Linked DNA regions of Homo sapiens: region 2 is linked to region 1. The links are chromatin contacts, found by Hi-C in ENCODE. All regions are on one chromosome and are shown on one strand. The core of a region is the stretch at or near the end of the contact, and the rest is flanking DNA. Distances in the headings are between cores, read along the strand shown.

Region 1 (4,129 bases), core at 1,386-3,885:
CCTGGCCAACGTATTATCCAGCAAACATCAACTGAAGCAATATGGAAACACTTCCAAATGTTTGCCAATAATGCTATTAAGTGACTGATGTCAACATTAGTTACATGGCAAACTAAAGAGGCATTATACATTTTTAAAACACACTAACATATAACTGTAGATAATGTAAGGTTTATTTATATGCATATTTCATAGTATATTTAAATGTTTAAATATAAAAAAGGGTTTTTAAACACTTTTAATTTTTATCTTTGATTTTTTTTATTGATATCTCTTTCCAGGCTACTAATAAAATTGCCAGAACTAAACTATCAGGTAAAGGTTAAGGCATCAATTGACAAGTAAGTTTTCTAATTTCGTTTTGAATTACAATTCCAAATGTAAGACTTTTAAAAATGAATGGCCTTTATTTTATAGAATAATTTTGAACTTTTAAATTTACTTATCTAACATTATATAATGAATGTACTTCAAATATTTGACTTTGAAGTTCAAACATTTAACAAAATTCAATGGTATCCTAAATTTAAAATTTTACTATAAAAACTTGAAATCAATTTTATATACTATCCTTTAAAGTATCATAGAGACCGGGTGCGGCGGCTCATGCCTGTAATCCCAGCTACTCAGGAGGCTGAGGCAGGAGAATCGCTTGAACCCAGGGGGCAGAGGTTGTAGTGAGCCAAGATTGCACCACTGCACTCCAGCCTGGACGACAGAGCGAGACTCTGTCTCAAAATAAATAAATAAATAAATAAAATAAACTATCATAGAAAGTTATTCCTAGATCTATTAAATAGCTTGTTTTAAAGAATCTTCTTGGTTTTACAGGAATGTTTCAACTCTAAGGTAAGACATTTACTTTGTGGAAACTTTGTTGCTGCTCTTGTAAATTTATTTTACCTGAGACCATGTAAATAGCTAAGATTTCCTCTCCAGCAACCGAAGATTTGTACTTTGTGGAACTAATGTCAAAGCCATGTCTATTGAAGAATCTTCCAATGGGAGTCTCTCAGTAGAATTTCGACATTTGGTAAGTTTGGCAGTAAAGTTAAACAGGCTTTTTTTTCCCCAAAATCAGACATCTTTACTAATACGCCTTATAATTCAGTATGTTTTGTGCTTAAATATTTCTTATTTGAAATTAGGAACCGGCCGGGCACGGTGGCTCATGTCTGTAATCCCAGCATTTTGGGAGGCCAAGGTGGGTGGATCACAAGGTCAGGAGTTCAAGACCAGCCTGCCCAACATAGTGAAACCCCGTCTATACTAAAAATACAAAAAATTAGCCAGGCATGGTGGCAGGCGCCTGTAATCCCAGCTATTCTGGAGGCTGAGGCAGGAGAATCACTTGAACCCGGCAGACGGAGGTTGCAGTGAGCTGAGATCGTGCCAGTGCACTCCAGCCCAGGCCACAATGCGAGACTGCATCTCAAAAAAAAAAAAAAGAAAAAGAAAAAAAAAAAAAAGAAAAGAAATTAGGAACCATGCTGAGAAATAAAACATGCCATCAGTGAAGAATTAAAATGGTAGAAAGAGCACTGAACCTTGACTCAGAAGGTCTGAGTTCTAAACAATGAAGACATAGTACCTAAGTATACATAGTAGTTGGTCAGTATATTTTGCTGATAATTACAAAGATAATCTGTCTTAAAATGGAGAGGTGTTACACAATGGAATATATTATTCAGCCATTGAAAGAATGAAATTGTGTCATACGCAGCAACATGGATGGAATTGGAGGTCATTATGTTAAATGAAATAAGCCAGGCACAGAAAGATAAATATTTCATGTTCTCACTCATGTGGGAACTAAAAAAGTAGATCTCTTAGAGGCAGACAGTCGAATGGTAGTTACCAGAGGCTAGGAAAGGAAGCAGGGCAGGGGGATAAGAGAAAGTTGGTTAATGGATACAAAGATACAGTTAGATAAAAGGAATAAATTCTGATATTCAGTAGCGTAGAAGGGGCCGGGCACGGTGGCTCACGCCTCTAATCCCAGCACTTTGGGAGGCTGAGGCAGGCAGATCACCTGAGGTCAGGAATTCGAGACCAGCCTGGCCAACATGGTGAAACCTCGTCTCTACTAAAAATACAAATAGTAGCCCGGCATGGTGGCAACTGCCTGTAATCCCAGCTACTCAGGAGGCTGAGGGAGGAGAATCGCTTGAACCCGGGAGGCGGAGTTTGCAGTGAGCTGAGATAGCACCACTGCATTCCAGCCTGTGTGACAGAGCAAGACTCAGTCTCCAAAAAAAAAAAAAAAAAAAATAGTGTAGAAGGGAACAATAATTTATTGTATATTTTTAAATAGCAGGAAGAGAAGAATTGTAATGATCCTACCACAAAGAAAAGATAGGTTACAGATATCTCAATTACCCAAATTTGATCATTACACACTGTATACATGTATCAAAATATCACATGTACCACAAAAATATGTACAACTATGATATATAAATACAGAAGTACAAAGGCACACACACACACATACACACATGCAATAATGGATAGGCATTCCTGGTTTCATTTTTACATCTCCAAAACCATGTCTGGCTAAAAGCGCTTTCATTTTAGGAGGCTAGCTTGGGGAAATAGGATGTTCCTTGGTATAGCTGCTGTACACAGTTCACCTTGTCATGTCTAGAAAGCTCTGACCCAGCCTCATCCTGTTGCTTCTTGCTTTTACCACTTCCTCTTGACCTAGAGTTCTCTTTCTGCCTTCTTTCTAATTCTGCATAATTCTTAAGATTCCCAAAGACCCTACTATTTTTCTCGCCAGAAACCATGTTACTCCTTCTGCTTATTAACATTTAGCAATTGCCTCACTGAATGTTTGGGCGCCACTGAATCTGCCTCAAAAAGTCTACTTTCTAAAAGATAAAATGTTAAAATGATAAAAGTCTACTTTCTAAAAGATAAAATGTTTCTAAAAGATAAAATGTCTACTTTCTAAAAGATAAAATGTTTGGTTTTTAGTATTGAGGAGTATGTTTTGTTTTGTTTTTAATCCTTCCTGTCAAATAAACTGCCAAATAAATAAAATGTAATAAAGAATAATGTATTATAAACATCCTTGTAACTAGCACTCTTTTTTGTTAGGCTCAATTCCTACCATCCAGGAACTTTCAACAAGGGGCCATGTTTAGTAATAAGTAAAGTAGGAAGAGCCCTTAACTTAGAAATGTCTGTCTCCCAAAAAAGTCACATGGAAAAGGAAGAACAAGGAACACACCAAAAATCAGTTAGGTCTTTATTTCAGCAGGTACAATATATAAAATAACAAAACCTCAGTTTTTACAGTGGTCTTTTGCTCTTGCAAAGCGTTTTCACATTGGTTATCTTCTGCATAATAACTTTGCTTTTTAATACAAAAATAAATATAGAAAATAAAAATCAGCTGGGCGTGGTGGCTCACGCCTGTAATCCCAACACTTTGGGAGGCCGAGGAGGGTGGATCACAGGGTCAAGAGATCAAGAGCATCCTGGCTAACACGGTGAAATCCCGTCTCTACTAAAAATACAGAAAATTAGCCTGGCGCAGTGGCTCACGCCTGTAATCCCAGCACTTTGGGAGGCCGAGGCGGGTGGATCACGAAGTCAGGAGATCGAGACCATCCTGGCTAACACAGTGAAACCCCGTCTCTACTAAAAATACAAAAAAAAAAAAAAAAAAAAAAAAAAATTAGCCAGGCTTGGTGGTGGGCGCCTGTAGTCCCAGATACTCTGGAGGCTGAGGCAGGAAAATGGCATGAACCCTGGAGGTGGAGCTTGCAGTGAGCCGAGATTGTGCCACTGCACTCCAGCCTGGGTGACAGAACCAGACTCCATCTCAAAAAAAAAGAAAAAAAAGAAAAATTTTAAAAATTGTCACCTATAATTCCACCACTTTGCAACGCTATTAACTTCTTCATTTTTATAATTTCATTCTTTTTTCTAAAATAATTATATATGTATTTTAAAAGTGGGATCAAATAATACACACTATAAAATTTGTTTTCTGCCTCTTTTTTTCATTCAGTAATCTACATCAATGCACATTTATTTTGTGTCAGTAAGTCTTCTTCCCCTGTAATGTCATTTAATAGCTTACTATGCTATATGGTACACACTGCCCTGTAGTTTATTT
Region 2 (4,306 bases), core at 35-2,534, 190 kb before region 1:
TTCTATAAAATTTGTCTCCTACCCATTCCAGCCAATATCCACTAGCTACACACACAGACCCAGAGGCACACACATACACACCAATACCATAGTTCATAGCAAAATTTTTTCAAATCTCAAAAAAAAAGGGGGGGGGGCTTCTTTCACTGTAACTAAGAAGATTTGCTTTGAGCAATCTAACATTGGGAACGCCTAGAAACTCAAGAAGCACACAACTTGTTGCAGCAATAAACGCTGGGCCGAAGCCTGAACAAAGCACTACAAATAAGCTCTAGAAACTCACATGGCCCTTGAACAAAATGTTGTGTGTTTGTAGTTACCTCTCCAGCGCGCTCTCATCACCCTCTCCCAACCCTCTCCCCAACTCTCTTCCCGGCCCCACCACCCTTCGTAGCTCCCGTCTCTAATCTGGTTTCCATTCCAGCCCCGCCCCCTTCCCCTTCCCTCTCTGGGACCGTGAATCAATCCCATCCCGGGCAGGAAACGAGACCCAGGGCAACCCCCTCCGCTGCGGCGGAACAAAGGAGGCGAGCGCAGCTGCACGCGCAGGGAGGCCCACAGCGTCCCGGGCCCCTCCTCCCCCGCCGCCGCCGGGGCACACCGCACCTGAACCCCACTCCCCAGGACGCCCCATTGTTCTCCCTCCGCTTTCCTGCCCGGAGGAAGCCACACCGTGTCTTTCCAGGGGGCCAGGAAACAGCTGTGGGCCAGAGGAATGGAGGGGCTGTGGGTGAACACGAGGACAGCCGAGATTCGACTCTGCCCACAGGTACGAGAGGCATGGGGCAAAGTAAGAGCAACTTAGTTTACAAGCCCTTCTTCCCTCCCGCCACCCCCGAAGCCACTGCGGAGTCACGACCACCCTCCGCAACCTACAGCGTGCGCCGTTCCCGCCGCAGCGCCGCGTCTCCCAAGAGAGCGGCAGAGCCCGCTGACCCCCGCCCGCAGGGTGCGACGGGGCCAGGGACCGCGGGCACAAAGGCGCGGAGCAGGCGCCTCGGGGGCCGACGACGGACGCAGAGGGAAGGGCAGGGGAGAGAGAGAGAAAGCGCTCGCGCTACCTCGCCTGGCGCTACCTCGCCGGGCGCCACTCCGCCTCCACGTCGTCCTCGCTCTCCGGTGGCGCTCCGGGACGCGGGCCCAGCCCGGGGCTGCGGGGCTCCCGCCGCGGCTGTTCTGCCAAGGCTGTCCCGCGGCTGCCGGCCGACTGCGCGCCGCGCGCTCTGGTACTGCCTCCACGCGCCGCGGTTGAGGCTCCCGTGCGCACCCAGCTGCGGAGTGCTCAGCGGCGGCGGGAGGAGCCCGGCCACTCCCCTCTCGCCCGCTGGCGGAGGGGCCGGCCGAGGGGCGGGGGCGGCGACCTCGCTGCCTGGGATTCGCCCCTCGGCGCGCGGGCAGGAACGGGAGCCACCGCCTCCGAGCCGACTCACCTCTGTCCGCCCGGTGCCGGCTTCACAGCGCCCCCCGGTGAGCGTCGCGGCGGCCTCCGCGCCTTGCGGGTTTGCGGCCCGACCCTCCGCACCCGGGGCGAGCCTGGATGGGACGAGGCTTGAGGGAAGGAGGGGCGATCGTCGCGGCCCCCACGGAAGGCAGTCTTTCTACCTTTTTTGCTTCCAGACTCACTGACATAAAATGAGAAATACAACATTTGACAACTCGAAGCCAGCCTGGGGTCACATTCCGGCAAACAGTGGGAGTAAGTCTCAATTTTTCCTCCTCCCCAAGATGAAAATTTTTGGATGCCGAGAATATCAGAAAATATTAGTTTCACAGAAAAAGAAAAAAATTATACTGAGTGGTGTGGTGTGTCTTCATTTACAAGACTTTTAGTATCTTTTAAATTACTTAATCTCACATTGTGGGAAATAGACACTGGCCAATTCTTTGTGTTATAAATACATGAGAGGTAGTTTAAAAGAAATTTCAAATACCCATACGTATTTGAATAGAGTGTATTAACAGGTCCTGAGTAATGATCAGTGATGGGGTATATTATACAGGCATGTAGGGGCCAGAGAATCAGGACACCCCCCCTACACACACACACACACCTTCTCACTCAAGCCCTATTGCCTCATTGGAGAATTTAGAACAATCCTCTTGACCCAGGTCCTGGTTTCTTCATCCTCGCACAGGGAAGGGTGCGCATTCAAACTTACTCACTGGGTGAGATGAGGATTACTTGGCTGAGGTGTTAAAAGCACTGTAGACACAGTAATTATTACTCATGGTTCTAACTACTTTATCCTATAATGAAATAAATTGCCATAAATGGGCCAGGTTTAAATGGACTGACCTGTATCTGGAAACTGTCACTAAAGTGAGGTGAACCAAAGAATTCAGACCATATATAGTAACTGTTCCCACTGGCATAAGAACCACAGGCGCTGGGATTTGTTAAATGCCACTAGTAGAGTTTGGAAAGGTGGGACCTTCACAGACTATATCTGCTGGGAACTGTCTCATCATTGATGTCACCATCAGCATCACTTCAGATGTACAAGTGGTGTGATAATGGGCGAAACTAACACATACTGGGTACCAGGGACTGTTCTTTGTTTAATCCTCACAAAAAGCTCTGAGGTAAGTTTCTCTCATTATCCTTGTTTTACAGACCAGCAAAGCCAAGGACAGAGAGGTCTTCAGGGAATACATGGCTATGGTGGTTTGAAGACTCCCATTAGAGAGTGGATATTAATTGCCCTCCTTTTGAATATGGTCTGGACTTAGTGATTTGATTGTAACAAATAGAATACAGCAGATGTGATGCTATGTGACTTCCAAACCTAGGTCATAAAAGGAGATGAAGTTTTCACCTGGCTCTCCCTTGGGACACTCACCCTTGGAACCCAGCTGCCATATTGTGAGGAAGCTCAAGCCACAGGGAAGGCCATGTGTAGGTGTTTGGGCTGATGGTGCCAGCTGAGGACCTGGTCTACTGCCAGTACAACTTATATCAAGCATGTGAGTTGGCGAGCTTTTGAAAGAACTCCAGCCACAGTCACTGACCACGCTGCCTGAGAGACCTAGAGAGAAAACCTAGCTGAGCCAAATCAGGCCCCGGAAACGTAAGTGATAATAATAAAAGATTGTCATCTGGGTGGTTGTTACATAGCAATAGACACCTAGAACAGTGACAGAGCTGGAATTTGAACCCAGATAGTCTGACTCTATAGTCTTCACTATCAAGCACACTACCTCAGACCTTGATAACCTAGCATAATGAAAACCCTGGAGATCCCAGCCTTCACAATAGGCAACATATGAACCTGCTACCTGGTGACGTGTGTTAGACTCACTTCTCCATTTTGCTTGTCTGAGTTTAGGTTCCCAAGTGACTGCTTATAGCAGTTTGGCAGTTCATGGAACTTCTGACCTCTACTGTCCAGTTCAGCTTTTCAAAAATAGCAGAAATGCAGATGGCAGGTTCATGAATATAAGATGTATACAAATTGAAGAGTGGGGGAATTCTATAAACTTTTGATCTTGGAAGGTGGCCAGATTTTAGAAAAAGTAGGTTTGAGACAACTATGTGCTGAGTAGGTCTATCAAAATAGCTAGCTACTAGAAGTAAAGTTTTGAAACTCCTGACTCAAGAAAGGGATAGGACACAGTTATGTCAGAACAGTTCGGCCTCTAGAAGGACCTCGCATAGTGAGGACAATTAAGACTTTCTCCATGATTTTAGCAAGTTCAAAAAAGAAAATAATAGAAACTGTAGAACTTATCCTAATAAACACTAAGAAAATGAACCAAGTTATTAGCCAAAAATATTTCTAGAGAAAAATCATGCTTCTCTTTTAAAAATACTGTTTACCTAGTTTTCATAAATCTCAAAACCCAAGTTTCTGAGGACATACAGGTTTTAAAACACTTTTACCTTCCTGGCCATTTTTTTCAAAAACCAATCAATCAACAACTTTTGAAATTATAAAAAGCAGATTAAAGTTATTCCCACAATTGTCAAGAATAGATAATAGGCTGGGCGCAGTGGCTCACACCTGTAATCCCAGCACTTTGGGAGGCTGTGGCAGGCGGATCATGACGTCAGGAGTTCGAGACCAGCCTGGCCAATATGGTGAAATCCCATCTCTACTAAAAATACAAAAATTAGCCAGGCGTGGTGGCACGCTCCTGTAGTCCCAGCTACTCAGGAGGCTGAGGCAGAAGAATCACTTGAACCCAGGAGGTGGAGGTTGCAGTGAGCCAAGATCACGCCAGTGTACTCCAGCCTGGGTGACAGAGCGAGAGTCCATCTCAAAAAAAAAAAAAAAAAAGAATAGATAATAAATCCATCAACTACAAA

What was found. A loop is a pair of places that touch in the nucleus more often than their neighbours do. Pooled maps may share reads with other maps.
Region 2: a loop to region 1 is called in a map of chondrocyte, with 3 times the contacts of the local background. The contact joins the promoter of MYO1B here to the enhancer-like site in region 1. A Hi-C loop is called at or near these places in 2 of 168 maps with a recorded cell type or tissue (chondrocyte and naive thymus-derived CD4-positive, alpha-beta T cell), 2 of 37 single-sample maps with no recorded cell type and 13 of 50 pooled maps.

What each region holds. Positions count from the first base shown.
Region 1 is chr2:191,054,922-191,059,050 of GRCh38, reverse strand. STAT4 (signal transducer and activator of transcription 4) reads left to right here. Exons shown (of 24, transcript NM_003151.4): 11 at 282-341; 12 at 832-849; 13 at 940-1,033. Among named protein-coding and RNA genes, the nearest start is that of STAT4-AS1, 35 kb to the right of the region's middle. Within about 2 kb of position 2,635, at least 2 of the 41 ENCODE cell types and tissues checked have a DNase peak (open chromatin) inside an H3K27ac peak, as active enhancers do.
Region 2 is chr2:191,242,382-191,246,687 of GRCh38, reverse strand. MYO1B (myosin IB) reads right to left here and starts at 1,284. Exons shown (of 31, transcript NM_001130158.3): 1 at 1,062-1,284. MYO1B-AS1 (MYO1B antisense RNA 1) reads left to right here and starts at 513. Exons shown (of 4, transcript NR_186085.1): 1 at 513-769; 2 at 2,615-3,068. RefSeq lists a silencer at 974-1,363 and an enhancer at 776-1,398.